Regions from separate parts of the Mus musculus genome. Here region 1 is linked to region 2. A link is a loop called in an ENCODE intact Hi-C map of the cell type or tissue named here. Cell type or tissue: left cerebral cortex. All regions are shown on one strand. Links, peaks and the distances in the headings refer to the core of each region. The heading gives the core; the rest is flanking DNA.

Region 1 (15,950 bases), core at 4,772-12,771, 140 kb before region 2:
ACTTTTATAAGAACCATGTAAATTTATATCTAGATTCCAGACCAATTATGCATGACACATACAGATATTGTATATCTTTGAGAAAAGCTACACCAAAAAAGCCTCAGCCACATGTGAACTGAATAAGGACAACACCCATGGACATGCTAGACAGATGAGGAAGGGCCCACAAGGCCCCAGCCCTACAGAGAATCATAGGTATCTGAGGAAAGCTGAGAGCAGCAGAGGCGACCCTCACCAGGGAATACTGGCGCTAAGTGTTCAATCCTGAAAACATACGTGAAAGTAATATTCTATATGGACCACACAGGCTATATGTAAGTGTGTGTGTGTGTGTGTGTGTGTGTGTGTGTGTGTGTGGGTGTGTGTGTGGGCATGTATAACAACTAGTGAGAAAAGAGGCCATGAATTTGTAAGAGAGTGGGGAGGTGTATGTGGAAAGGTTTGAAGAGAGGACAGGGTTAAGAGAAATGTTTTAGTTATATTATTATAATCTCAAAAATAAAAAATAAAAAAATAAAATAATTTCTATGAGGATAAAAATGGACAGAAATTATAATGACATTTTTAATCTTATATCTGTTAGAAATTTATTTATATAGCATTCTTTACATTACACATAAAATAACAAATATTTTCTAGGACAGACATTCCCTCTCCTCTTCTCCTCTGAGTGGGTACCCCACCTCGGTATCCACCAACTCCATCACTTCAAGTCTGTGAGAGGCTGGGCACTTCCTCTCCCATTGAAGCCAGACAAAGCAGTGCAGCTAGACGTACATATCTCAGGTACAGGCACCAGCTTTTGGGATAGGCCTGTTCCAGTTGTCCTGGACCCACATGAAAGCCAAGCTGCACATCTGCTACATATGTGCGGGGAGGCTTAGGTTGAGCCTGTGTATGTTCTATGGTTGGTGGTTCATACTCAGAGCTTCAGGGTTTCAGGTTAGTTGATTCTGTTGGTCTTCCTGTGGAGTTCCTATCCTCTTCCAGGTTCACAATTCTTCCTCCTGTTCTCCCACAAGAGTCCCCAAACTGCATCCATTGTTTGGCTGTAAGTTTCTTCATCTGTCTGAATCTACTGCTGGGTAAAAAAGAAAGTTTTGCCCTCTCAAAAGAAAGTTTGCCCCTGCCTGCAAACATAACATGGGATGGGTCTCAAGTTGGGTCAGTTATTGGTTAGTCATTCCCTCAGTCTCTGCTCTCTCCCCTGTGCCTGCATTTCTTGTAGACAGGATAAATTTGGGGTTGGAAGTTTTGTGGGTGGGTTGGTGTCTCTATCTCTCCACTGGCATTCCTGTCTGACTACTGGAGGTGGCCTCTTCAGGTTCCATATCCCCAGTGTCTCAGTTAAGGTCACTCCATTGATTCTTGGGTCTCTCCCTTATCCCAGTTCTCTGTCTCAGGAGTGACGACTAGATAGCTATGAAAATGAATGAAAATCTACAACTGACAGAAGAGAGGAGGTAGGAGCGTCTCCAGGCTGAGACATTAATAAACATCTTACTCTCAACTGTCGAGAATATCAGTCAGGTTTGGGTTCTTAGCATTGTGTTCTGATACAGTCCTTGTAGCTTTTGCATGTTTTTAAGATTTATAAAAATCTATTAATTTGTCTTATGTGTATCTGGCCTATATGTATACCTGCATGTCTGGTGCTGTGGAGGCCAGAGAGAGACATTGGTTCACTTGGAACTGTAGTTACAGATGGTGGTGAGTCACCATGTGAGTCTTGGGAACTGAACCAGAGTCACTGCAAGACCAGTAGGTGCTTTTAACTACCTATATCTTTCCAGTGTCTTTTATGTATTTTTTACAAAAGAAAATGATATTGTACTTTTATTTATTTATTTATTTGTGTGTGTGTACTCCTGTGAAGGTCAGAGGTTAACTTGTGAGAATCTTTTTTTCTATTTCTACTGGATCCCAGGAATTGAACCCAGGCTGACAATTTCTCCCTAGACTTGTTAGTATTAGTCACTTCAGCCGTTACTCACAAAACATTGTGAAACCTGTCCCAGATCCTAGCTGCTACTCCTCATAGTGTGTAGAATTGCCCATAAATCTAGTTCAGACATAGAAATTTACCATACAAATCTTGAACAAACACACAACCATCATTTTATATGTATCTGAGCCTTAATACGAATTTTGTATTTATTAGTTGCATCCTTGAAAAAACATATCAATAATCTTCTAAAATTATTTTAAGGTGAGTCATTTAGAGGTATTTTGACTGGCATGAAGCATTCATATGCTCTCTGATTTTTTATTAAGCTTAGCTATTAAAAAATAATAACTTTTCTTCCTAGAATCTGTTTTGGAAGAAATCTTTACTGACATCTATGTAAATATAGAACTTTATAACTCAACAGAATTTTTATGTTATGGCTCAGTGAATTATGTTTTAAAAAAACTAAATTTGCTTTTAGTAAAGCAGTATAGATGCTTATCACTCTTGTAAAATACAGCATATTCAAATCATTTTCATGTTTTATGGAATACTTTTCACAGAGCCAATATACTATTGTAATAGTCCTTAAGAAGTTAATAGCACTTCAGCTACAGAGGCTGCATAGATTCATCAACTCTCTGAATAAAGAGTTATATCTAAATTATATTTTCAATAAACTAAGATGATGTCTTAATTTTAAACTTATAATTAATGTTTTTGTCTGCTGTACAAACACACAGCAAGGTTTTTGTTTTGTTTTAACCTTTTGTTTCTAGAGTTAATATTTAGAAGCATTGGATCCTAAGCATTTTATAAGGTAGGCCTAACTGAGATTAAGATATTGAGAAGACAGCTTGTTAAGGGGTAGAAAAAAGATACAGGTGATACATAGCAATCTTGTAAATTAATACAAAAGCAAACTATGTTATAAATTAGGCCTGGCAAGAATAATAAGTAATAGGATTTGCAACAACATATTAACAAATAAAAATGACCACAAGTACATTAGCCAGTAATTTTTTGGACTTCTAGAACAAATTGAGTTTTAGGCTAGGGTTTGTCTTGGTGGCTAACATAAGAGCTAGTAGTTAGGGATGTATTTTAGGTTAGGAATATGTGATGATTAATGAGGATTTTTTTTTTCTCATTGGACACTGGCTGAGTGTCCTCTCATATGTCTCAGAAAGTCTCAGAAGTACAGGGCAGTAAAAGATGTGGGTGACAAAACTCTTATGCAAGCCACTGGAATTCTTCAGCTCAGGATGGGGTGAACCATGATGCATTTCCTTGTTAAACTGTACCTATTGTAAGACTAGACAACCTCGACTCCCCTGTAAAAAGCCTGGTCATGTAGTTACTCAGAGTGTGTCACAAGGAACATTTGTCTATTATTATTATTTTTGAGTCCATGGGAACATTACTGGAATATGTCTTTAATGACATTACTGCTTCTGGTATACCTCTCTTCAAGCCAATTATCTCAGAGACTAATACAACAAAAGACAGATAAAACAGTTGTATTAATTCTGTGTGCTCTTAGATCACAAAAGGTTGAACCAACAGAGATTCTTCTCAAGGGTGCCCAGTATAGTATAGACTTGCAATGTTTTACATCTGCACAAAACACAACAGAGATCTCACAAGAAATTTACTGAGATTGTAAGCATGCAGTGTTCTAAGATTCTTGTTTTTTATTCCATAACAGAGACAGCGTCCGAGTGGCTATCTGAGCCTCAGAGGGGAGAAATGATTTACTCCCAAATGTAGTTGTTTCACGAACGGTACTCAGCTGAGAAAAGACAAATCCAAGTGGCTTTCAAGCTCCAAACATGGAGACAAACAGAAAATCCAAAGCATGCTAAGCAGTGTTCTACAGAAAACAAGCAGTGCTAACACTCCACAAAAACGTCGTCTGAACTTTCAGGTCATGCAATCAAACAACCATTCAGCCAGTGGCTCAGTGGAGCTTTTAAACTGACAGGCTGTTTAAATGAAGCCCCATCACAAATTGGTGCCAAGAGTACAAAACAAACCAAGGTTCAGAGTGTGGGTTTACCAGTAACTCTCTAAATCATAAAACTAAACACTAGCATGCTTTGCACAAAACGTACAAGACAGAGATCTAAAATCCCCTTTCCTTTACTAGTTCATCAATATATTTTTATAGACAGTCAATACCAAAGGACCAGGCAACCAGGAAAAACAGCCAGTGGCTCATAACTCCCCTCACTCCAACCACAGGAATCAGTGAGTCACAGGCTTCTCTTATGGTTGTCTTTGGTCCAGTTCCCAAGTGCTGACATTCATTACAGCTGCTCCAGAGTTACCTCTCTACTTGAACAGATGGAGACCAAAGTTGATGAAGAATATTGTATTGATTCTCAGTTTGGCCAGACTAGGGAGAATACAATGCTTAGTTTCCTCTCTACTTTCTCTGTAGTCGCTACAATTTTGTAGAAAACGTGAAGCAAAATCCAGGAAATACGCACGTGTTGATTTAATGCGTTAGCTAAGTGCTTTGCCTGCCTGGTGCCAAGTGCGTTGCCAGTACGCCGATTAAAGAGACAAGTAATGGTTAGAAGCAGAGAAAGGGTATTTCTTTAATGTGTCACATTAGAAATAAGAACAAATCAAAAAGTGCAATGGCTCCAATTCCATCTTTGGGATACTATAGGTTTAACAAAAAGGTGAGGCAGAAGCAAATTGCCTGCAAAATCAAGCTGTCCTGGTTTGGCTGATCATGATCTCATCTGGGTTCTGGAGGGTGGTCTGAAGAAGGCCTTCCTGAGACAGGCAAACATAGGTATAGCCAGGCAACCTGGGAAACCTCTCACTCGAGTGGACTAAGAGCCGTATTCTTCCCAGTGAGTCAACACTTAACCTCCACCCCTCCTGTGGGTAACTTGAGTCAGGCACATCCTGCTAGGAGCAGAAATGCTAGATAATATTGGTGTTAGGTACAGGAACAGTAATGGGCCTAACTGAATGAACGGTCATTCTCTGAATGACCCATCAAAGAAAAACCCTTATTTTCTATCTCATGAGTATGTATGATTGTGCATATATTTAAGCAAACAGAATATACACACAGATTATCTAAAGTTATATGGCTATCCTCCTGTCAGTCATGGCAACAATACATCTAATTCATTTCCGCAGGGATGGAGCCCCTCACTCTGTCTATTTTTCTAAATAAGAGTCTCTAAAAGGGACTTGGAGCTCTTGCACCGTCTCCCATTCAGTCCCTTCACTTGCTGTCTTGCTACTATGTTTTTCTCGTGTGAATCAAACATGTCCCTGAAAACTGCTAGTATTCCCTAGTTCAATTCTTTGATTAAGTCTCCAGGAACCCAGAGCCTTCACTAGTTGGGGAAACTATTGGAAACCTATTTGCAGTGCTTGTTTGAGAAGAATGATCTGTTCCCTAAAAAAATTATTCCTTCTGCTCCAGGGACATCTTCACCCTCATGGCTGACTGTTCTCATCTGAGATTTTCTTACCCTGAGAATGCTGCTGTTCTGGGAATCCACAGCAACTCAAGGGCAAAGGTTAAGGACCGTGACCTACTTACCTCTATATCTTTGGCCAAAGTAAGAAGCCGAATAAAAACGAAAGCAGAAATATCAGAGCTTTATCATACTTTTTAGTTACTTTGTGGGCCCAAGTGAGAAGTCAATTTTTTTTAAGCAAAAGTTGCTTGTACATGTGTGTTTTAAAACATTTGCTTATTGGGATAAGACACAAATCACAGAAAAGACTAGCTGTGGAGTATAGTCCTCACACTCAACAGAGACACATTTTATGAGATTTCCAAAAGCAAAGTATGTGGGGGGAAGTCAACTCTGTTATATATATATTTTAAATATCACCTTAGGAATTTTTTGGGGGTACTATCTATCAAATCCCAACCACGAAAGTCATTTTGGAACAATTTGCATTTTCCCTGTTTTGAGTAAAATCCAGTACATCATGCATCCAATGACATTTTAAGAGTTTCAAATGTGTAAATGGCTGTCATGACATCAATCATGTAAATGGAGGCCACTATCCTGAAAGATGGATGACTCAGAGTAAATAGCTAGAAGAGATTAAAACACGTTTTCCCTCTACTTGTACCCCTTACATAAATTGACTCAACCTCATCCAAACTCCAAATACTTAGCCAAACTATGAGGTTTCTCTTGTGTCTCTAACTGAAGAATGTTCTAAACTTGAGGAACAGCCAACCAAACCAAGAATGTCTGAGAGAGTATTCCTTATCTGGCCCTAATAACCCCAGGTAGGAGTTTTCGATTTGCATTGCCTCAGTTTGCACACTTGTGAAATGAGAGTTGTACTTCTCATATGCTTCATGCGTAGGTTCCAGCAGCTGAACTGGGTCATTGCACTCTATGCTGCTGGCAGTATGCATTATAAATATGTTCCTGATAATTGAAAGTGTTACTATAGCAAGCAGCACAGCAGAGAACTTGCAAGGCAGGGAGCAGGGCTGTTCATTCCTCAGCTCCTTTGTCCCTAAGGGAAGTAGTAGAAAGAAAGCAGACATGTGGATAGTGGATACTTTCATCTGAGCCAGGATGTCCTACACACCAGACAGAGCCACTGTGTTCTTCAGACTTATCAGAAACTACCTTCTGTCATATAAGAAAGTGATATGGGCAAGTAGGTCAGTTTCATTTCTCTATGCTTCTCTATTGCTGTTTCTTTCTTTTATATACATACATATATAATTATTATGTATTTTCCTCAATTACATTTCCAATGCTATCCCAAAAGTCCCCAACTTCCCTACCCACCCATTCCCATTTTTTTGCCCTGGCGTTCCCCTGTACTGGGGCATATAAAGTTTGCAAGTCCAATGGGCCTCTCTTTCCAGTGATGGCCATCTAGGCCGTCTTTTGATACATATGCAGCTAGGGTCAAGAGCTCCGGGGTACTGGTTAGTTCATAATGTTGCACCTACAGGGTTGCAGATCTCTTTAGCTCCTTGGATACTTTCTCTAGCTCCTCCACTGGGGGCCCTGTGATCCATCTAATAGCTGACTGTGAGCATCCACTTATGTGTTTGCTAGGCCCTGGCCTAGTCTCACAAGAGACAGCTATATCAGGGTCCTTGCAGCAAATGCTAGTGTATGCAATGGTGTCATCTTTTGGAGGCTAATTATGGGATGGATCCCTGGATATGGCAGTCTCTAGATGGTCCATCCTTTTATCTCAGCTTCAAACTTTGTCTCTGACCTGGAGGGCATCATCCTGAGTGAGGTAACACAATCACAAAAGAACTCAAATGATAGGTACTCACTGATAAGTGGATATTAGCCCAGAAACTTAATATAGCGAGATATAAGATACAATTTGCTAAACACATAAAACTGAAGAAGAACGAAGACCAAAGTGTGGACACTTTGCCCCTTCTTAGAATTGGAAACAATTTGTTGCTCTTTCTTAATCCCCACCCTGATGAAGTCAAAGAGGATGTGGCTGTTTCATCTGTGGCCAACAGTCTGAGGAAGGAAATGGGTCTCTAACAATCACACCAAAAGACTGAATGTTTTCAGCGAGCTTTCAATTCTGTCTATATACCAATAAGCAATATTTCCAGATATGACCACAAGCCCGATTGCTCAGACAAAAGTCACTTTTGGGAGCTTTTTATGAAAGTGATACACACCTTTTCCTGTATGTTTTTCTATGGTGGGTGGTAAGTTGAGGGACAGTGTAGAAAAAACCCCCATATTCCTACTCTTTCCAGTTCCTGGCTTTTCTATCAATAATGTTCAATTGCTTTAAAGATTGAAATGATTCCATTTGGCATACTGTGTCCTAAAACTCTTGTCATAGAAATGTACCCTCATTAAACCCACATAATTGTAGCCAGTTTGAAATTCAACCCGTTGGTTAAGAAATATGTTACAACCATGAATTCCATCACTGGCACCCTGAAACCATCATGTGAGAAGCATCACAAAATAATCTGTCAGGGACATGCCAGAGTTCCCAGGAGGTGCAGTTCTGGGAACTCAAGGGATGCATGAAATAAAAGGCCACAGAATCATGGTGTGAATGTGTATACATTTGTGAGCAGAGAGAGACTTGTGTGGGAGTGGTGGTTTCTAGCATTGAATTTAGAGGATGTGACAAATTCCACATAAGAACATTTACTGCTCCAGCCATTTAAAGTGTACACTTGAGTAGAATTCAGTACATTCATTCACAGAATTTTTAAAACTGTTATCACCTTCTGTTTCCAGAACTTTTTCATCATTCTGAGCGGAGAACCATTAACCATAGCAGCTTGTTTTCCCCTCTTTCCCTCAGTTCCTGGTACATTTTATTTTCAGCCTCCCAGAAGTTTCCTATTCTAGGAACCTCATAAGACTAGTATCACGCAGTGTTTGTCCTTTTGTGTCTGGCTTCTTGCACATAGCATGATGCTTCCAAGGAACATTCACAATGAAGGAGGTGTCAGCATGCTGTTCCTCGTTCTATGTCTGAATAATATCACATTGCATGTGTGAGCTGCACTTCATGCAGGCCTTCATTTGTTGATGGCCACTTCATTGTTCACTTTCCTTTTGGTTCTTGTGAACAGTGGTGGATGTGTAAGAAGAAAGCCTTGCTTTCCATTATGTTCGTCATATACTAGAAGTGGAGCTGCTGGTTCTTATTTAATTCTGTATTTAACTTTTTAGGGATCACAAAAAACTGTATTCCATAATGTCTATGCTATTTTGTACTTCTAAAGACACTGTATAAGATTTCCATTTTCCTTATATTTTCATTAATTCTCAATACTTTTGATTTTCTAAAATTAACCACCCTAGTTGCATCAAGCAATATCTTCTGGTGCTGTGGTTGTTTTAATAGAGGGAAGCAAGGCATGAGGAATAACACCTGTGATGGAAATGTTACTGTTGATTATAGTTGGGAAGCTGAAAATTCTGTATCATAGTTCCGATGCACTTTTAGGAGCAAGGTTTTTTTTGTTGTTTTTTTGTTTTTTTTACTATTATTACTTTCAGCTTGGCCTATTTTGTTTTGTTTGTTTACTTTTTTTTTTTTTTACCAACACGATAAAAATGTCCAAATTAAATAAAGGATCCAGGGAATATAGCCTGCAGTGCCTAGGTTATTTGGGACACATGGAGAATGGCTAACCATGTTCCTTGCGGGCTTATTCAACTTTAGAAAATACCATATGCTACACCTCTTCTTGGAGAGGGTAAATATTTCAGCTTCTGTTGGGAATATTGGCTGGTTCATTTCTTGAGCAGGTAGAAGTCTGGGTTTCATAATCTAGTATTTTAGATAAGGAGAATACAAGGGTGAGTTCTTGCTATTATTTAATGCAAATTTATGCATGAATCTATCCAAGATAATGGAAAACTACTTTTCATTATTTTACTGATCTTTCATTAGTTTTGGGTTTGTGTGCAAAAGGTCCCTTAAGTTATTTGAAATTACCTTATTTTCTCTTATGCCTTGCATTCAATTATCATGACTTTGTAGAATTCGAATCCTAATATCCCAAGATGCAGAGTGACTGGTGGCATCCTTCCTCAAAGAACCAAGCCTTTCCATTGAGATAAAGCCTGGCTGTGTCCTGATTCCCTTTCATTTTAATTAGTTTCTTATCATTTCATAACACATTGGGATGGGCCTTCCTTTATATAAAGTTGATATATTCTCAATCTAATGATGTAGGAGAGATCTTAGAAGACAATTTGACATGCCATCTAATTATTAAAGAGGGAAAGATTACAGATTTTAGTATTTTAGTACACCCCAACTGTGCTGGCTGGTCTTATGTCAACGACACACAAACTAGAGTTATCTGAAAAGGGGAAATCTTACTTTTGAAAATGCCTCCATAAGATCTGGCTGTAGGGCATTTTCTTTTTTCTTTTTTTCTTTTTTCTTTCTTTTTGTGTGTGTGTGTGTGTGTGTGTTCTGGATTTTAATTCTTTTTTTTCTTTCTTTCATTTTTTTTTTAGGTATTTATTTCATTTACATTTCCAATGCTCTCCCAAAAGTCCCCCACACATACCCCAACCCACTCCCCCACCCACCCACTCCCACTTCTTGGCCCTGGCGTTCCCCTGTACTGAGGCATATAAAGGTTGCACGACCAATGGGCCTCTCTTTCCACTGATGGCCAACTAGGCCATCTTCTCATACATATGCAGCTAGAGACACGAACTCCGGGGGGTACTAGTTAGTTCATATTGTTGTTCCACCTATAGAATTGCAGATCCCCCCCAGCCCCTTGGGTGCTTTCTCTAGCTCCTCCATTGGGGGCCCCGTGATCCATCCAATAGCTGACTGTGAGCATCCACTTCTGTGTTTGCTAGGCCCCAGCATAGTCTCACAAGAGACAGCTATATCTGGGTCCTTTCAGCAAAATCTTGCTAGTGTATGCAATGGTGTCAGTGTTTGGAGGCTGATTATGGGATGGATCCCTGGATATGGCAGTCTATAGATGGTCCATCCTTTCGTCTCAACTCCAAACTTTGTCTCTGTTACTCCTTCCATGGGTGTTTTGTTCCCAATTCTAAGAAGGGGCAAAGTGTCCACACTTTGGTCTTCGTTCTTCTTGAGTTTCATGTGTTTAGCAAATTGTATCTTATATCTTGGGTATTCTAAGTTTCTGTGCTAATATCCACTTATGAGTGAGTACATGTTGTGTGAGTTCTTTTGTGATTGGGTTACCTTACTCAGGATGATGCCCTCCAGGTCCATCCATTTGGCTAGGAATTTCATAAATTCATTCTTTTTAATAGCTGAGTGTAAATGTACCACATTTTCTGTATCCATTCCTCTGTTGAGGGGCATCTGGGTTCTTTCCAGCTTCTGGCTTTTATAAATAAGGCTGCTATGAACATGGTGGAGCATGTGTCCTTCTTACCAGTTGGAACATCTTCTGGATATATTCCCAGGAGAGGTATTGCAGGATCCTCTGGTAGTATTATGTCCAATTTTCTGAGGTACCACCAGACTGATTTCCAGAGTGGTTGTACAAGCCTGCAATCCCACCAACAATGGAGGAGTGTTCCTCTTTCTCCACATCCTTGCCAGCATCTGCTGTCACCTGAATTTTTGATCTTAGCCATTCTGACTGGTGTGAGATGGAATCTCAGGGTTGTTTTGATTTGCATTTCGTAGGGCATTTTCTTAACTAGTTATTGATGGGAGAGGACCCAGGTTACTGTGCGTGGTACGATTCCTAGGCTGGTGACCCTGGGTTCTTGAAGAAAGTAGGCTGAGCAAGCCATTTGAAGGAAACCAGTAAGCAGCACTCCTCCATGGTCTCTACATCAGCTCTTGCTTCCAGAATACTGCCTGTCCTGTTTGAGTTCCTGTCTGACCTACCTTTGGTAATGAACAGAGATATGGAAGTGTAAGCTGAATAAACCCTTTACTCCCCAGCTTGCTTTGCTTTTTGGTCATGGTGTTTTGCTGTAACAATAGAAACTCTGAGACACCAATGAAGTAACTTTGCAGAGTTCTACTTATTTTACATTAGCTTTATTTAATAATTTCATATAGCAAACCACCTCCTTCAGTAGTTTTTTACTTTTTTCTTTAATTTTTGATGAAAGGAACAAGAGGAAATAACATATCATGAAAATAAGGTTTTCCATGAATGACATTTTTAAAATGGTGGTGAGGGCATTTAGATTTAATTCGCTGTCAAATATTCTTGGTTAAGGCAATCGTGGCAATGGTCTTTGGCTCCTTCTGGAATACACTTTTTTTTTTTTTTTTTTTTTACTATATGGAAGGAAGGTAGGAGGAATTGCAGGTGTATTTTCATGTACTGCTTGAATCCCATTTTAGAACAGCAGTTAGAGATATATCCACATCAGGCACCTCAAATAACATAAGATGGCACCAACTGCTCTTCTAGACCACCTGTTGGTTATAACATATTCATATTTATGTAGCAAGAGGAGGGAGTCCCAGCCAGGAGGATAGTCATTCTTTAAGTCTGCTAGATACACAACTGTTTGCTCTTTCTTCCCCAAGAGATAACCAAGTAAGGATTTAAAATAAGAACTGAGTCAGAATGAAAGGTGGCTACCGTGGCTGCACACTGCCTTTGGATAACATGATTCATTTACATATTCACAAGGACATCGTTGCTCCATTTTCACCCATTGACAATAATTTTAAGTTTCTATTGTCAACTGTAAAATGAGAAAATAAAATTCCACTTATCATTTACGAAGCCTAAGCAGTGTATATTTTATAGCCACAACAGCTTTTACACATATTTAACATCGGTGACTGGGAAAATTGTTCTGTCATAAATTTATGGACACTGTTTCTGAAAGCCTTGCAGGAGCTCTGAGTTTCCTCTGGGATTTGTGTGCACAGGTTAGGAGTCAGGATCTAGTCCCAGTGTAAACACAAGATGAAAAAAAAAAGACTCATGAATGTTCTGAGGACCTTGCTTAATAGAAGCTGATGCTTGGCCCATATGAGACTGGTAGCTCCCTCATGAAGAGTTATTGATTAATGTCCTGACAGGTGGTTTGATTTTATCTTTGAGAAGCAGAATTATATGATAAACTAGAAATGACAGTGCCTGTTGGAAAACTTCGGGTGGGGTGGGGATGGGGGTGGCATAGATGCATCACAAATACTTTGCAGTATGTATTTTCTATCACCCTCTTGCCTGGCTCGATTTTATTTCCTTACGATTGAATTCTCCTGCTTCCTTCTAACATACCTGTATTGCACGTATCTTTGAAAGGTAACTCATACATTTTAATTTGTAATATAACTAGATATCAATAAAGAAAATTAAATGCCTAATGTCAACAAGTTAGCAGAGTGGCAGGTATCCATTTGAGAAACTCTTAAGTAAGATCTATGACCATTTAAATGTGGTATAGGATGTCTTTGCAAATCATATAAGCTTCTTTTTTATTTACAAAGTTGAAGAGCGTTATGATAGAGCTAGAAAAATCTCAGACATGGCAGGGGTTTCTAGGGTTGGGGTTTCTTTCAGCTCTGTGATTAACTATCCACAGTTTTCTGTCCAGACATTTGAACATTCATTCTCTTACTTTGATTATAAATGGTCGTATAGGGGAACGCCAGGGCCAAAAAGGGGGAGTGGGTGGGTAGGGGAATGGGGGTGGGTGGGTATGGGGGACTTTTGGTATAGCATTGGAAATGTAAATGAGCTAAATACCTAATAAAATGGAAAAAAATAAATAAAATAATAAAAAAATAAATGGTCATTCACTTCAGAAAAACAATGCGATGCTTCCTTACAAAGAGTCATTCCTCTTTGAGGAAGTAAGGGTGCGATGTTCTGTGTATAAGACAAGGGGTAAGCAGGGCTGTGGTGATGGACAACTTCTGATGCCCACTCACTGGACACATCCCAACCTTTTAAATGTCTGATGCTGCCTGAGTAGAGTGGTTCAGATTTGTTCAGAGGCTGCTACACACACACACACACACACACACACACACACACACACACACACACACACACACACAGAGAGAGAGAGAGAGAGAGAGAAAGACAGACAGAGAGACAGAGCAACTATTTTTGTTATTTGTACATGCATACCATAGGGAAACCTGCAGGAGTCAATTCTTTCCCTTGACCATGTGAGTCCCAGGGGTTTAGGTCATCAAGCTTGGCAGTGAGTGCCTTTACCAATTTAGATAGCTTATTGGTCCTCCTTTTCGTTTTAAAAAATCTTTTTAACCCCTGCTGCCAGTTCTCGCAGTTTTGGTGCTACTTGCCTCTTTCAGACAGGGTGAGTGTGCAGAATGAAATGACAGCCAAAGTTGTAAGCTGAAGGGCAGCGATGAGAAACTCTTTAAGAATTCAGTGACAGCCTCCAGCACCAGACACATCTGCAAGTGTCTGGGGAACAGCAGTAGCTATGAGAAGGCCTGGTGGGCAATCCCAGGGAAGGGTCTGCCCTTTCTAGGTTCTGATTTGAGCTGCTTGTGAATACAAGGAGCAAAATCCCAAACAGTGACAATTGGTAATAAATAGCTCCCTTTTCTCTACCTTCCATCTCTTCCATCCTAGACCAGTAGGCGCTCAGCCTACTTTCTGCTCCTTTGACAGCTTCCTCATTATATTCCACCCATCACTCAAGTGCAGTTAAAATGCTAGCTCCTCTTGGAAGCCCTCTGCTTTTCCACTGTAATCTTCCTCTGCTATATCCATGGTTTCTGTGGGCATCATTCGACAGGTTGCATTCTGAGGAGCTAGGTTTGATACACATCTGGTCTGATTACCCTGGAGGATCCTAAGTTCATTGAGAGAAGGAACACACTTGTTCCACTGCCCACTGCCTAATGTAGGTGTTTATGAAACTCAGGAAATGAGTGGGCTCACCTATAGTTCACTCTCCTGACGTTAAAACACAGGCTCAAGTGTGGTTACTGTATCTACTAGCTCTGAGTCTTGAGATGAATTACAGGGCCCTTTAAGCTATCCTGTTTTGTTATTAGTTAAGTTTGTTTTTCTTTTTGCCTTCCATTTTCTTAAGGTGGTTGAAGTTGGAAAGCAGCAATTGAAAGATAATTATGAATAGAGGGAGGTCCAAGGTAAATATTTGCTGTTTATAATGAAAGATTTATGAGAGAGAGAGAGAGAGAGAGAGAGAGAGAGAGAGAGAGAGAGAGAGAGAGAGAGAGCCACAATGTAAATGGAGAATATTTTTGTTGCACCTCCTACAGACTAGCCTCTGTTGTATAGAAAGGATTTGGAAATATCTATATGTGGATATGTAAGATCTATTTATTTGGAGACCCAGGTGTATACTTGAGACAGAAGATTATTCACACTGTGTCTTATTGGAAAGGGCCTTATTTACCTTAAGCTCAGGAAGAGCTGGATCCTATATTCTCCAGGCAGCAAAACTCATCTGTTAAATAACGTCAAGTACAGGTTGGTGACTGAGTTGTAGACTGCTACTACTCCTTATTTTAAAAATCCCTCACAATACATAAATAGTTCTTGATGTTCAGGTTGCTGATGTAAAAATGCAGTTTCTTTTTTTATTATTTTTATTTATTTATTTATTTTTTACTTCAAAGGGAATGGTTTCTTCTGGAGTCAAAGGTGAGTGACCATGGATCAGACACACAGAATTAACTCATCCCAAATACTATGTACTAACACAAGAGCAATTTTATAAGGTTTAAAAAATAGTAACAGGACAAAGTAACTAATCAGGGCGCTTTTCAAACACACTGTTGGGAACATTAAGTGAGGTGGGTGTCAGCACAGCAGGGGAATCAGTTACAGGCTTCGGCTATCACCTGGAGACATTCTTAGCCTTCAGACTGATGGCAGTTTGTGATCTAATTGTATATGTCAGGATTTACCTAATAGCCACAAGCATGGGTGATAGGTCAGATACAATGAATGGTTACTAGGGTTGATTATAGGTAGTCCTAAGTAATTTGACACAGATCCTGCAACATTTCCACTTCCCATAGTCATAAAAGTCCTGATCATTAGGCAATCCTCCTTGTAGAATCCTTAACAAAGCTGTAGCACCCTCCTGCCCCAATGCTCCAGTTCACAAAACAACCACATAGAATGAACTAATATATCAATGATGGAAGGTGAGATGGGATAGGGGGGTTGCAGAGGGAAAACTGGGAAGGAGGATAACATTTGAAATGTAGGTAAATAAAATAACCAAAAAAAAATGCATTGAGGAACCTGGGAAGGTGTTTTAGGAGGCAAAAATGCTTGCTGAGCAAGCATGATGACTGGAATTCAGGTCTCCGGTAGCAATGTAAGTTCTGGGTGGGCAGGATGGCCCTCCTGTAATCACAGAATGTGGGAAGTGGAGACAGGATCCCAGGAAAAGCTAGTTGGCTGTGTAAGCTGAGTCCTGAGGTTTTGGATTCAAGTGAGAGAGACCCTTCCTCTCCTTACAAAGTGGAGAATGATCAAGAAAGACACCTTACATCATTCTCTGGCCTCTGCATGTATGTACACACA
Region 2 (15,950 bases), core at 4,085-12,084:
AGAAAACTGTTCCAGAAGAGATGTAAGACATCGATGCCACTGAGGGGAAGAGAGGGAGAGAACCCTGTCCTCTGGATGTAGAGGAACGAATCCAGTCCTCTGGATGTAGAAGGAAGTTACTCTTGGCAATGGATGGGCTTTTCCTGTAGGGCAAGCTATGCTTCAAAGCTTTCAGGAAAGCTTCGCTATCCACCTTCTGAGAGTGAGGAGTATTCGGTTGGATTTGAGTTTTGAGCAGAGTGATGAGAGCTTCAGATAATTTTTGAAGCATTTCGAAGGAGAAGAGAATTGAAGAAATATTAAATGGGTCAGTCTAGGTGTACAAGTTCTCCTGGATGCTCTTGAGAGCCTCAGCAGGATGTCAAAGGCATGCCGCAGTGTGGATCTCAGGGCAAAGTGCTGTCGTAAGTAATATAGTAGCACATGGCATCATGGAGCTCAGTTCCCGATGAGACAGCTGACTGGAAAAGCCACAAGGCTCTGGACAAATGAAAAAATAAGGTCATATAGATCCTAAAGGTGCAGAAGAAAGAGAAGCAAAACAAAGTTTGATTGTCTCTGTGATTTAAAACAATGTAGGAGAGATATAAAATAATAGACTGGACATAATGGTGTAACAAAATAAACTCAGTTATGGCAAGTGAGTTGATTTAAAGACACTTTGGTAGATGATGCCTGGTCAGTGGTGTTTAAAACTGTCGCTGATTAAAGTTCAGATGAAGAGTCTCGGTACCACTTGTTCCAAATGACTGTTTGTTAGCCAAATAGAAGTTCAACAGAAGGAAGAGTTACAATGTAAACCAGACAATCCAAATATCAGACATATGAACATGCAGCCAGAAAACAGCAAATAACAGAGAAAAGTCTCCAGTGTCACATGATCTTAAAATATGGATATAGTAAGTTGAATGACTTCCCTCAAAGTCTTCCATATCTCTGGAGCTGGTGACCACATTACTTTACGTAGTAACAAAAAATAATTTTCTTGATGTGATTAATCCTGGGGATTTGAGAGGGGAATGTTATGCTAAATTTTCTAGGTAGACCCAGTCTACCTAGAAGATCCTTATAAGAGAGTCAGAGTCAAAGACAGAGTCACAGTCAGAGACAAAGAGCAAAAGACTGCAGAGATCAAATGATATGAAAACATTAGCCAAAGGAGGTAGGTAGCCTTTAGAGGCACTAAACAAACAAACAAACAACAACAACAACAAAACTAGGGAACAGATTTGTTCCCGACCCCACTGACAGAATGCAGTTATACCAAAACTTTGATTTTTAAAACTCCTTACTTCTATAACTACACATATGTTTTGAGTTTTTGTTGTTGTTGTCCTTGCTTCCCTAAGACATTGGCTCATATGGCACTGACTGGCCTTGAACTTCTGATAGCCCTGCCTCCAGCTCTCAAGTTCTGGGTTACAAAGCAAGAACCACTGTGTCTGTGATTTATGTTGTTTTAACTCATCGAATTTGTTACAATATTTGTGGAAAACTTTAGGGATTGGCTTTGTTCAAATGCATGCAGGATGTAATAAAGGTCATTTGCAGAGACCATTGTCGCATAGACTGGTAGGAGTTGGAGGTGTAATAACAATGTTCTTCATTGGTCTGGCAAAATACTGAGCAGAAACAACTTAAAAGAGAAAGGTTTGTTTAGCCACACAGTTTGAGGGTACAGCCCATCATGGCAGAGAAGGCATATATCAGTGCATAAGGCCATTGGTCACATTGATTTAAGGAAGCACATAGTGACAGATGCTGGTGTTCAGCTTGCTTTTTTTCCTTTATTCAGTCCAGTAGCACTGCAGTGAATCTAATTTAGAGATTCCTTCATGGATGGGCCTAGAGGTTCACTTTCTAGGTTAATCTACATCCAGTCAAATTGATAAATAACATTTACCATCATAGGAGGGAATATTTTAGTGAGAAAGAGGCATATCAGAAAGGCAGTGAGCAGTTTCCTTCTGAATGGAATGACAGAACTCCTAGATTGAAGGAAGCATTATTCAGCTCTATGCTCTGTCTGGTTCCTCAGACAAGTGACTTCTTGCTACCAGCCTTACTTCTCAGATCCTATGGTGATTTCCAGCAGGATTTTTTTCTCTTGGAATTCTCTTTATATAAAATTTACTCTTCTTTTTTATCTTTCCTTATGCTAGAACAACAACAACAAAAAATTCATTACACTCTAATTGAGAAACTCTTTCAGAATCATCCAATTAGGTGTGCTTTCTTGAACAACAAGGCTTGGAAGAAAATTGTTCTTTCTGCTTTTTCCTTTTGCTCAGTTCAGGAACACTGCAATGAACCTGATTTAGAAACTCATTCCTGAACAGACCCAGAGGTTCACTTCCTAGGTGGTTCTAGATCTAGTCCTATAGCTCACTGTAGACCTTATAGATTACTAGGCCCACTATCTTCTAGGATGTGTGGTAGACTTAGAAAGAGACAGCTATATCAAGGTTCTTTCAGCAAAATCTTGCTGGCATATGCAATAGTGTCTGGATTTGGTGACTGATTATGGGATGGATGAGGAGACAGGAGGGGAAAGGGGGAACATGATCTGGTATTGGGGGAGAGAAAACAGGAATGAAGCACTGAGGGACAGCAGAATGAGTGGAAATATGCGCCTCAGAGGTGGGAGGTGGGGACACCATCCAGAAAGTACCAGATATCTGTGAGGTGAGAGACTTTCAGTACTCAATGGGAGTGACCTTAGATGAAATAACCAACTGTGGGGAAAGGGAACACAGAGTCCACCTCCAGTAGATAGACAGGGCTTCAAGAGGAGGGATGGCATTACCAACCCATAGTCAAAATTTCTGACCTACAAGTGTTCCTGTTTAAAAGGACTAAAGAGAAAAAAAAAGGGAGAAGAGACTGAAAGGCAGTGCAGTGACTGGCCCAACTGGGGGTCCAGCTCAAGGGGAGACACCAAGGCCTGACACTATTACTGATGCTACGATGTGCTTACAGAGAAGATCCTAGCATGACTGTCTTCTGAGAGGGCCAAACAGCAGCTGACTGAGACAGATGCAGATACTTACACCCAACCATTGGACTGAAATTGGGGACTCCTTTGGTTGAATTATGGGGAGAACAGAAGAAGCTGAAGAAGACAGTGACCTTATAGGAAGATCAGCAGTCTCAACTAACCCAGACCCCTGGGAGCTCCCAGACACTGAGCCAGCAATCAGGCAGCATACAGGAGCTGATCTGAGACCCCTGACACATATAGCCTGGTCTGGTCTTGGTGGGAGAAGATGTGCCTTATCCTGGAGAGGCTTGAAATCCTAGAGAGAAGGAAAGCCTGGTGGTGGGGGAGCATCCTTTTGGTGACAGGAGGAGGAATAGGATGAGGAACTGTAGGAGGAGTGACCAGAAGCAGGGGTAATGGCTGAAATTGTAAATAAATAAAAATGTATGAACAATACCCTTCAGTGCACAATTATTCTTACAAGAAGGGTACTTCTGGTATCCAAATTAAATGAATCCCATGGCCTTCAAAAAAGAGAAAATTTATTAACATCCCTACATAGCTATAACGTCTATATACCAAGAAGGACTGGCAAGATGTCCATTACATGGTAGTAGTTGAATTATATCTTAGGGGTAAACAACAGCTGTCCAATAGGACCTTAATTCTACTTAGTTGGAAAGAACTCGTACCTGGCAGTGTAAACTTAGCTCAGAATCTGTGGATGGAGAGGTTATAAGTGCTAGATAAGAGTTTATTACTACCATATTTGTGATAGGTTTTATGTCAGTGATCCCATACTTATATGTTTGAATGCTTGATTCTCAGGAAAAGAAGAGAAGGATGGTTTAGCAGGCATAAAAGGAGTAGAGAGAGGAAGAAGGTGTAAATAGACAAATATCATAAACTCATGTGTGAGATCCTCAAATTAGACAAAAGATATTCCACAAATATTTGAGTCACTCCTACGGCAATAGATTAGAGATTCCAACTCTCCATATACATTGTCTTTTGATCTCTGCCCTGTTGACCCTCGATGGCCTCAGCATAAGTTTCTGTAGCTACCTGGGACTCACAACTGTACACATAATCCTAGAACAATCTCATTGCAATGCTCATATATGAAGTCACACGCAGTCACAGAACTCTAGTTTAACATTCAACATGTATTCAGATGATAGACATTGATGTTTCCGTTTAGAAACATGGGCAGATCTTTCATCACCAAATAAAATGTGTATATAATCTCTCTGGGTTCTATTATTTCTGGTTGGCCTAGCTCAAATCGCACAGCTTCAGTTTCTAATTTAATGGAACATTAAACACCCATTTTCTGTTACCTAAATTACACAGTGCCTGTTATCTATAGAGCTTACATGCAAAGTATTTAAATGGAAAATGGAAATAAAAATAAGCAATGGGTGAGTGCCTGCTATCAACACTCATAAGTGATCCCATAATATCATTATATCCAGTAGGTAATGAATGATAATTTTTTTTATTAATTTTAAAATTAAGATTTGTTTCCTTTAGCTAATTAGGTTCTCATTTATTCACACACATGCTTCTGGAAACATTCCAGTCGAATTGATTGTGACATATTGATCTCTCTCTCTCTCTCTCTCTCTCTCTCTCGCTCTCGCTCTCGCTCTCTCTCGCTCTCTCTCAATATACACAGCAGACACAGACTGTAATAATTCACTTGTTTGGCAGAAAAGAGTTCTGTCAAATACACTTTAAAATTCCACTAAGAAAGAAAATAAACATAATCAAAAGCTGCCTTTTGCTGAGGTTATTCAAAAGATATAGTTTCTTCTTTTATTTATCCTAAGCACAGGGAAACTGTGTTTAAAATTGTTTCTGACATATTAAGAAATGCAGACAGGTATCTGGTAAGATCAATGCATGAATACTCATTAAGAAAAATAGTCTGTTATCCAATTGTACTAATTGTATATTAAAATAAGTTGGGAGTAATAGACTTTTTCCTTTCACACTACATAGTAATTAGGTCTGGCTATCACCCCAAAGATCCCAACCCTCTCATTATATATAATGGCAGCTAAGTATGCACCTATGCATGAATGTCACTTTCTGGATCATCCACTCCACTTTTCTTCTATGTACAAGGTATCACGTGGTTTTCCTTAAGCAATAGGGATTAAAAGGACATTGCCCATCACTCTGCATCCTACCAATGGTTTAATCTAGACTGCAACTCTAAGGAGAACTTTGGCTCATTATTATGCCTTTTCCTTCCTTCTTGTTTTATCTACTTCCATTTCCTATATTTCCACTACCGCTCCCATGTATTCAAGGCTTCCCATGCTTAAGATTCTTTCTACATTTTTATACAGTCATTTTCGGCTTTTTCTCCACTTTCTGCTCTTGCTGACCATACCATGAACTTTTAATTCTAGAACTAGAAGTTGTTTTTGCTGGTTGCAAACAGTTCATTGCGTTCAAGAATTCCAATAATAATTATTCATTAATCATTTCTTTCATAAATCATATTTCTGATAGAATTCATATTATAAAATTTCTATAAATGAGAAATGGCAGCATTTTCTCTATTATATGCACAAAATATCTGGTGTCACGGTTCTAGTAATGTATAGGTAGAAAATCACAAGTCCAGAAGTAGAAAAACACTGCTGGTGTCAAGAGTTGGACACCACTGGTATCCGATATTTAAGGACACTGATGGGCAGTAGGCAACCCTCCCCTAAGCTGATAGTACTTAGCCACAGAAGTTAATAAAATGCTCCTATAACAGCAACTGTCATGAAAGAAGCATGTGAAACTTGGATTATCAACCATGGCTTCTGTTTTAGTCAGGGTTCTCTAGAGGAACAGTGATTATAGAAGTGATTTATTAGACTGTATTCAGACCAGTCCAGCTAGTCCAGCAATGGTTGTCTATCAATGAAAGGTCCAAGAATCTAGTCGTTTTTCAGTCCATAAGGCTGGACGTCACAACTGGTCTTCAGTATGCACTAGAATTCCAAAGAAATAGGCTGCAATGTCACTGAAGGAATGGACTTCTAGTGACAGCAAGATCAAGCAGCCGAAAGAGACAGAGACAGAGAGAAACCCAGTATCTAGGTCATCTCAAATCTTAATTTGTAAAGTCAAATGATGGAGATTTTGTTAAAAACAACAATACATAGCAAGGCAGCAGCTTTGGCTTCAGAGAACAGAGTAAGTAAGCAACACTTGAAAGTAGAAAGGATATGAAGCCAAGTCTTATGGTCACATAGATGTGGATAAAAGGCTTAGATTCTATTCGACATGTAGTGAATTTTATTGAGACTCAACTTATGTACCAATTATTAGTGCCCTAACTTACATAATTTCTTTTTTTAAGAGGGAAGATTTATATTCTCTCACACAATAAATTTCAAAACTATGGGAGTTCCTTAAATAGTTATCTCAGTGCAGCAATAATGTCCTCCAAGATCCAAGATTTCCACATCTGGCTGCTTAATCATCCATAATGTGTTGCTTTTATTTACATGGTAAGATAGCTACCTAAATTTTACATCTGTAACTTTCAGAGATGAAATATTTTATAAGTAGAATAATTTTGGGAATAGAGTTGAAATAATGCATAGACTAGCTAAAATGGATAGAAGTTTGTTCTTGGTGTGTGAAAGAAGTATGGAGTTAGTAATTTGGGGGTTGTTTTCGTGTTTCCTTGAAGCTATCCTGTTGCAGGATTTTCCCTGTCCAATTACGTTAGTGAAGAGGAGGTCTGTGATTGGACAGGGAAAAGGAGGGAAAAGGGAGGTCTAAGTGTTGAAGAGAGATGGGGAGAGCCTCTCAGATGAGGAGAAGCAAGATGGCTGCTGACATTTACCCAGCTACAAAGTAGCTATGATTTCACAAGGTTAGAAATATTGAGATAAAGTTTTTATCATTATCAGTTGGCTCTGAAATTATTTATTGACATCTTGTAAATTGTGATATTATTGATACATAAATCTGATTGGTTAATTAAGAGTCTTGATTCTACTGGGGATCTATTTGATTACTGGAGTGTGAGGCCACCCATTACAGGGGATTATAGCAGAGAAGGAACTAGTGGCTTGTGGGACAATCAAGTTAGATGCTGTGGGAGCTAGCTGGGGAGATTTGACAGGCCTGCAGGAGCCTAAAAGCTTGGTCTAGCACCATAGAGAGTTGGTGAGCTCATTTTTAAAATATTTCCCACAACACTATCCAATTCTTTTCAACCTTCCACCCCACCCTACATGAGATAAATAGCCCATCCACAAGGTTGACTATTACTGTTGGCCTTTCTGACATTTTATTTTCATCCCAATCAGCAAAATGTAATATGAAAGGAAGAAAATGGGTATCATTCTTTATCATCATGGGGACTTTTCAGAAGTACTCTCAAAATTTCTCTATAAATCTGATTACGTTCAACTTAATGACAATGGAGCATACAGAGTGAGATAATCTGTGAAATGTGATCTTTGCACATCATCCTATCTAGTTAAGTCCCATCTAGCAACAAAGAAGATAAAGAAAATGGATATCAGGGAAATCACGAAATCCTTGGTTCTAGAAAATATTGCTTCCTTTTGTCTTAGTGGACACAAAGCTTAGCAGCTCCATGACAAATACCATAGTCGGGTAGAATCTGCATTTGGGAGGAAATCTCTGGATCAGAGAATATTGGTTTGAAATTCTGGGTTTACAACTTAAATAAGATTCCTTACCTCTCTGGCATTCAGTTCTTTAATATGTCTAAAGAGTATGTGCATCTTTAAATGTAGGTCTATAAGGCTTTTGAGTAATTAAACCTTGAACTTTCACAGGTGGTCAAAGTTTTTGATATGCACGCACAGCAGTTTGAAGCTAAGATGAAAGGATGGACCATCCAGAGACTACCCCACCCGGGAATCCATCCCATAATCAGCCATAAAAACCAGACACTATTGCACAATGCCAAAAGATTTTGCTGAAGGGACCCTATTATAGCTGTCTCGTATGAGGCTATGCCAGTGCCTGGCAAATACAGAACTGGATGTTCACAGTCATCTATAAGAAGGAATAGGGCCCCCAATGGAGAAGCTAGAGAAAGCACCCAAGGAGCTGAAGGGGTCTGCAACCCTATAGGTGGAATAACAATAAGAACTAACCAGTACCCCAGAGCTCATATCTCTAGCTGCATATGTAGCAGAAGATGGCCTAGTCAGCCATCACTGGGAAGGGAGGCCCCTTGGTGTTGCAAACTTTATATGCCCCGATGCAGGGGAATGCCAGGGCAAAGAAGCGGGAGTGGGTGGGTAGGGGAGCAGGGCAGAGGGTGGGTATAGGGAAATTTTGGGATAGTATTTGAAATGTATATAAAGAAAATATCTAATAAAAAATGCAGTACCATAATAGAATCCATATTATACAACTGATACACACGAATAAAGTGACTTTGTATCTATATTTTAGTACTGGGGTCATCATAATGACTAATATCATGCATCTGTTGACTTCTTACCAGAGACGAAAAATACCTTTTGAGTTACAAGTCACTGCTGGGACATATATATGAGCATCAGATTAGACCTGTGGACTGTGGAAGTCATAAATCGTATACGTTGCAGCAAATATAGGCTTTATCTATCTCTCCCTCAAGGATGTTAGGATAATTTAAAATTGTCTTAAGTTGGAAACTCAGCTACAAATTGTAATCATTCCCAACATATGGTATAGAGTACAGCGGATGCTACTGTTCCAGAAACCAAGATGAAAATCTAAAGAAACTAAAAATATTTTATTTAAACAACCTTTCTCAGTGCATCTGCTTCTGTGTTAGAGCAGCTGCTACAATCCCCGAAAGGGGGGTTTTTTACATGGGGCTATATTTATGTTGCCATGACTTAATTTGTATAACTCAAACTTAATTGTCTTGATGATGTTTTTATGCTTCTGCCACTAGAAGAAAGGCGGGTACAAGGAAGAAACAAATGGCTGAGGGGAGACTTATGGAAAGTTATGTACATTGAATTCAAAGAGTAAGGAGGAGGAGGCTAGCAATCACTAGAAACATAAAGAGGACTAGGAAAGGAGAAATGAAGGGGAAAGCCTAATGGTGTACAGAAATAGTATAATTGACTTAATGATCTATAATTCAACTATTTCAATAATGTTATAGAATGGAGTCATTAATGATAACAGATAGTCAAATAGACAAAAGTGTTAACTTCATAAGACATGTATTTTCAATATGAAATTATAGTGAAACAGAGTAAAAAGATTATATATATATATATATATATATATATATATATATATATATCCATGCAAGAAATGAGCATAAGGAAGCAAGGGATATCAGAAGAGTGATGCCAAAATGATGCAAACTTAATAATTTTACCAAAGATGAATATTGCTACAAAATACAAGGAATGTTGCTTGGATAGTCCATAGGAATAAATGTCAAGTGTATCTGGATGGCATCATATACATACATATTTATGTATCTAATAACATAGCTTCCCAATACATAAGGAAAAACTGAACAGATTTAAATGAGACATAGGTGAATCCATTACCATGGGATAGTCTAGTAAATTCCTACCAGAAACTGATATAATAGGTCAATTAAGCCAGGACTTCAAAGCATTCTCATACTCCCTAACAAGACTGAATTATTTCCCTCAGACCCAGATCTCAAAAACACAAATCAAGTAAAAATAATTTGACTGATAATTCCAAGAGCTTTAAAGAATATGATCAAAGTACATGTGAAAAAAATTTAATTAGAAAATAAATCATAAAATTTTTAGCTTCCATGTTAGGCATTTTTTTGTATTTTGGAAAGTATTCTCTATGTGAATTATATACTTTACAAATTTAATTAAAAATGAAATTGAAAACAGTTCAGACTCTATGTTAGACATTCCAGTATTTTAGAAAGTATTCTCCACATGAATAAAATTGTCATGGTCAGGAAATAACTCTTTGTTTTATGAATAGGAAAAAATTAAAACCTGAACAAAAAGAAAAAGAAAGAGAGAAAGAGAAAGAAAAAGGAGGAGGAGTTGGTTGGTTGAGTGGGTGGGGAGATGGGAAGGATCTGGGAAGATTTGAGGGATGAGAAGTTAGCATCAAATTATAGTGCATAAAAATATTTTCAATATAAAAACAAAAAATAGTCTTTCTAAAAATTTTCAAATGAGCTTGGAATATACTGAGATAAAAGAAAAGTAAGTGGGGATTTGACTCTGCCACTTCTTTCTTTTTTTTTTTACTAGGTATTTAGCTCATTTACATTTCCAATGCTATACCAAAAGTCCCCCATACCCACCCACCCCCAATCCCCTACCCACCCACTCCCCCTTTTTGGCCCTGGCGTTCCCCTGTACTGGGGCATATGAAGTTTGCGTGTCCAATGGGCCTCTCTTTGCAGTGATGGCCGACTAGGCCATCTTTTGATACATATGCAGCTAGAGTCAAGAGCTCCGGGGTACTGGTTAGTTCATAATGTTGTTCCACCTATAGCGTTGCAGATCCCTTTAGCTCCTTGGCTACTTTCTCTAGCTCCTCCATTGGGAGCCCTGTGATCCATCCATTAGCTGACTCTGGGCATCCACTTCTGTGTTTGCTAGGCCCCGGCATAGTCTCACAAGAGACAGCTACATCTGGGTCCTTTCGATAAAATCTTGCTAGTGTATGCAATGGTGTCAGCGTTTGGATGCTGATTATGGAGTGGATCCCTGGATATGGAAGTCTCTACATGGACCATCCTTTCATCTCAGCTCCAAACTTTGTCTCTGTAACTCCTTCCAAGGGTGTTTTGTTCCCACTTCTAAGGAGGGGCATAGTGTCCACACTTCACTCTTCATTTTTCTTGAGTTTCATGTGTTTAGGAAATTGTATCTTATATCTTGGGTATCCTAGGTTTTGGGCTAATATCCACTTATCAGTGAGTACATATTGTGTGAGTTCCTTTGTGAATGTGTTACCTCACTCAGGATGATGCCCTCCAGGTCCATCCATTTGCCTAGGAATTTCATAAATTCATTCTTTTTAATAGCTGAGTAGTATTCCATTGTGTAAATGTACCACATTTTCTGTACCCATTCCTCTGTTGAGTACAGGGGAACACCAGGGCCAAGAAGTGGGAGTGGGTGGGGGGAGCGTGTGGGGGACTTTTGGGATAACATTGGAAATGTAAATGAAATAAATACCCAATTAAAAAAAGTATTGTGAGAGGTATCACCTTAAAAACATGATAATGTTAGAAAATATACAGATCAATAAAATGAATAGAGAATCCAGTTTTAAGTCTACATAACTATAGTTTCCTAAAACATGCATTGGAATAAATGGCATACTCAAACCTTCCCCTCTTCCAAGATTTTCCCCCCTCCCCATCTCCTTTGCTTCTGAGAGGGTGCTCCCCCACCCCTCAACCACCTCTGATCCCCACTTCACACACATAACCCAACACACACACCACCCTGCATCAGAATATTTAAATATAAAGATTTAGTTCCATCCATTTGCCTGCAAATTTCATGAAGTCATTGTTTTTGATAGCTGAGTAGTACTCCATTGTGTAAATATACATTTTCTATACAGTTTATCACTTCTTTCTAGTCATATTCATAGCCTTAGCATACAGATATACAAATAGATATGGACATGAGATTTAAGTACAGCAAGATATGATGCATTTTTGTATTGGCTCCTTGTAGTATGAATGCTTTAGCATCAGAAGATTAAGTTGGACCACATGTCTTCCAAGAGTGCCCTGTGCAAGCCCATGATTTTACGTTTACCTCTCTGCAACTCTGTCTTCTCAATCTTCATGTCCCCTTTACTTCTGACATTCACAGACCGAGAAATAAAGGTGATGTTGTGTGATGAATGTGGGTAACATGGCAGTATGAAGTTCCACTCAAGGCAAACCTTCACAAATAATATCAGAATTACAGGGAGATAGATGTAGGATTCTCTTTTTCTGAACACCCTTGTTATTTCTATGCATTGCATGGGTACAGAAGTGAAATGAACTGCAGTCATTAAAAAGGCAGAATTTCCAAAACTCTGTCTTTCTATTGGTTTTAGCATTCTGAAATTGTTCCCATGGACAATAAAAGTTTCACTGGAGAGGGGCAAGGACCGTACTTATCTGTGAGGACAAGAACAAATCGACTGTAGTTAGGAATTGTGCTGGAAAGGTAAAGTGGCAGTTGTGTGTTTTCCTACAATAAATCGAAGGAGGTTAGATTCAGAGGTCCCTTTCTCTCTTCCCCCCTTTGCTCATTTCTCTCCCATTTAGGAAAGGGATCAAGGGATGAAAAGAAAAGGAGGGATATATGGATGAAAGAACAAAAGAGAAAAGTAAATGTATCCATTTTTATACTAAATAGCACCAACAAGTCTCAAGTACTTTATATTTGTATGGATTTTTGTATGAGTAGAAATTTAAGGTTCTTGTTACTACATACTGTTTCAACTCTTTTTTAGAGTATTACACATATGCAATGCATTTAACAATTTAATGTGAAGTTCTAGTCTTTGAATGCTACTATTACAAGCAGTTTAGGATAATCAAGAAATGCAATTTAGTTGTTAGTCACCTATAATAACCAAACAAATAGCCTTTTAAAGTAATAGTTTAGTTAATTACAGAAATAAGCCTTATTTAGCCTCCTGTAAATGCTTTAAGTGTTAAGCAGATAGTAAGAAGCGAGAAAAAAGAATTTTTTTGTCTATTTAGACATAGTTTAGATCGATAAATAATCTTCAAACACTTTAGAGATCTACAGAATATGGCATTTAAGATTATAATAAAAAAGACTTTTCTGAAAGAGACATATCTGCTTATTGCAGCACCCCCATTCTTCCCTGAAGGAGATGATGGGCATTGAAGAACCTCCACGTGATGCTTGCTTCTACTGTGCCAAGGATAGTTACTGTGCTGTTTGAAAAAACAAAATCCTGAAATTTTGACTTACCAGTGAGGACTCAGGAGCCAGATACTGGGGTGAAATCTAAAGACAGAGAAAAAACCCAGCTGATCTTCCTACTCCACCAATGTCCCAGAAAGAAACAACTTCTTTTTCTCCAAACTGTCTTAAATACCTCCTTTCTCTTTTCTGGATTTTCTGATATTCATTCCCTGTCAACTGGTAGCTTGCTCTACCTCTTGATCTATTGTTGACTTTATTTAGCTCTTATTTACAAAAAGCTTTTGGGTTAAAGCTACGTGCAAGCTCAAGACAGAATAAACAGCACACCACAACAAGAAACAAATTTTTCCAGATCACAATCTTGGGATTCACAGTGTGATCAAGTATCCTGCAACACCATAGGGGGAAAATAAACCCTGCATTTTCCACAACTGCTAACTGCATGCTGTCCAAACAGTGGACAAACAGGACATTGGAAAAATCAACTGCCATACTTTGTTGAGAAAATGTACTCTAGTCTCTCATAATTATTGTCTGCCAGATATTCTGGGCCTGATGGCTGGAGATATATGCAACAACAATACAGAGGAACCTTGCATGACTCTCCAGGCAACCAGCATCTTTGTCATTTGTATAGTTTAGAAAGCTGCTTGCTCGGCATATCCTGTTCACTCAGGTAATATTTATCCTTCTTAGGTCTCTGATGGGGTTGAAGACTAGATAGATGTAATCTTACAGTTTTCTTTATTAAAGATTAAGCATATATAAACTTAAGTTGATTAGGATCTAAGAAAATGTTTTATGGTCTAAAATGTTGATTTTAGTTTGGTAATACATAATAAGAAAGATAATATAAAAACTTAGTGATAGACAGTGATTTAGGTACAGAATTTTGGACTTACCAAGATAGAATAGATAGTGAAGTACATTCTCCAAGGTTGCCAAATACAACTGGACTGAATATTGTGAATGTAGTTCTTACCTAATAGTTCTCATAATTGTTCTTATAATTTATTGATGTTATAGAAAAAGGCACTTGCTGATCTGAAAAAAGGGAGATATTGGGGCACATTGTGTGAAGATTGTCTTTGTATTACTCAGCTGTTAATTCTGTGCCAGAAGAGAGCTTAGTACTGGCTGGATTTTGGTATTTTTTATTCTTATGGTATTTTGGGTGTTTCATACACCTTCCTCACTTGCTGATTGGCTTAATAAAGATCTGTTGGCCAATGGCTATGCAGGAAATGGAAAGCAGGGCTTATGGGCTGAGGAGTCTTTGGGAGAAGAAGAGGTGGGAGGATTTGACAGCTGAACATAGATGTGGTTGGACACATTGAGATTGAGAGAGAGGTATCAGGCCATGTGGCAGGGTGTGGACTAGAATAATCAGGTTAATGAAGTTAGATGAACTAGCTGGGAGGTAGCCTAGCTAAGGCCTAAGGTATAATAAAATTTAAAAGTCTCTGTGTCATTATTCATCTTCTTGTGGATCCAACAGGACCCCTCTATAGCATGACCTTATTAGCTCTGAGTTTTTGTTTAGCTTTCCAGTATCAGGCATAATTGCACTCTTCTTCATCAGGTCTGTCTTAGTTAGGGTTTTACTACTGTGAACAGACACCATGACCAAGGCAAGTCTTATAAAAAAACAACATTTAATTGGGCATAGCTTACAGGTTCAGAGGTTCAGTCCATTATCATCAAGGTGGGAGCATGGCGGCATCCAGGCTGTCATGGCACAGACAGAGCTGAGAGTTCTACGTCTTCATCCAAAGGCTGCTAATGGAAGACTGACTTCCAGGCAACTAGGGTGAGAGTCTTAAGCCCACACCCACAGTGACACACCTATTCCAACCAGGTCACACCTATTCCAACTAGGCCACACCTCCAGATGGTGCCACTCCCTGGTCCAAGAATATACAAACCATCACAAGGTCTTAAGTCTAATTAGAGAACTTTTGGTTGCTTCCAAGGTGTGCATGCCACTTTAATAAGATTTATTGAAGAGCAGCTGAATTCTAGAAATTATCAAAAATGCGATCCACATGAAAAATTAGATGTCCTCTAAACAAAAAACATCTATTTTATTTTTGAAAGATAAGTTAGAAGAATGAAAAGGATTGCCTAAACCATAAAATTAACACAGGTCTTATAAAAACAATTACTTTCAGGACTGCTATCAATAACAATAAGTCATTTACCTCTTGCTATTCTTTTATGTAATACTGCATAATTTTTAAACTGGATTTTAAGGATATGCCATCTGTGATAAGTGAGCACTCTCTGTGTTTCTATAGGTCCCACCTGTAGATTTGTAAATTTCTTAATGCATTAGAACTTTGAGAAAACTCACATATAATACTCATCCAATGTAAATTTAAATTTCAGTGCTATTATAAAGTACTTCAAAAACTCTTAACATTTACTATTTCAAAGATGAAGAGCTTTATAACCCAAACTCAGGTGATAGAAATTAGCTAATATAGAAACAAAGAATATGGGGGATCAGTAAATTTCTATCAATTTCAAGGAAGATATTAATGATAATAATATACTTTTTGGTGTATGAATTAGAAAGACACAGTCCAAGTCTGTGTCCAAAAGACACAGAGAGCTCTTAGTGTGGTGGTTTGAATATACGTGGCTGTTAGGGAGTAGCATTGTTAGGAGGTGTGACCTTGCTGGAGGAAGTGTGTCACTATGGGGGTGGGGTTGAAGGTCTCCCATGCTCAAGCTCCACTTAGTGCAGAAGACACCATCTTTCTAACTGCCTGAAACACAGTCTTCTCCTGGCTGCCTTTGGATCAAGATGTACAACTCTTGGCTCCTTCTCGAGCACTGTGTCTGCCTGGACACTGCCATGTTTCCTACCCTGAGGATAATGTATTCAAGCTCTGAAACTATAAGCCAGCTCCAATTAAATGTTGTCCTTTATGAAAGCTGCCTTGGTTATGGTTTCTCTTCACAGCAATGAAACCATAACTAAGATACCTGGATACCACCAAGGTATGTGTGCCACTACTGCACCATTATGGTTATTG

What was found. A loop is a pair of places that touch in the nucleus more often than their neighbours do. Peaks named below come from ENCODE experiments on the same cell type or tissue, not always from the same donor. Only the 100,000 strongest peaks of a DNase experiment are listed, where the experiment ranks them.
Region 1: it touches region 2 in a loop (9-fold over the local background); 2 of 42 quality-filtered maps call a loop at or near these places.

Annotation. Positions count from the first base shown.
Region 1 is chr19:35,294,832-35,310,781 of GRCm38, forward strand. No RefSeq gene overlaps it. Among named protein-coding and RNA genes, the nearest start is that of Gm24006, 100 kb to the left of the region's middle. In left cerebral cortex, for the core only: no CTCF peak of the experiment used is centred there; DNase peaks (open chromatin) are centred at 8,134 and 8,303.
Region 2 is chr19:35,433,912-35,449,861 of GRCm38, forward strand. No RefSeq gene overlaps it. Among named protein-coding and RNA genes, the nearest start is that of Gm24006, 240 kb to the left of the region's middle. In left cerebral cortex, for the core only: no CTCF peak of the experiment used is centred there; a DNase peak (open chromatin) is centred at 8,744.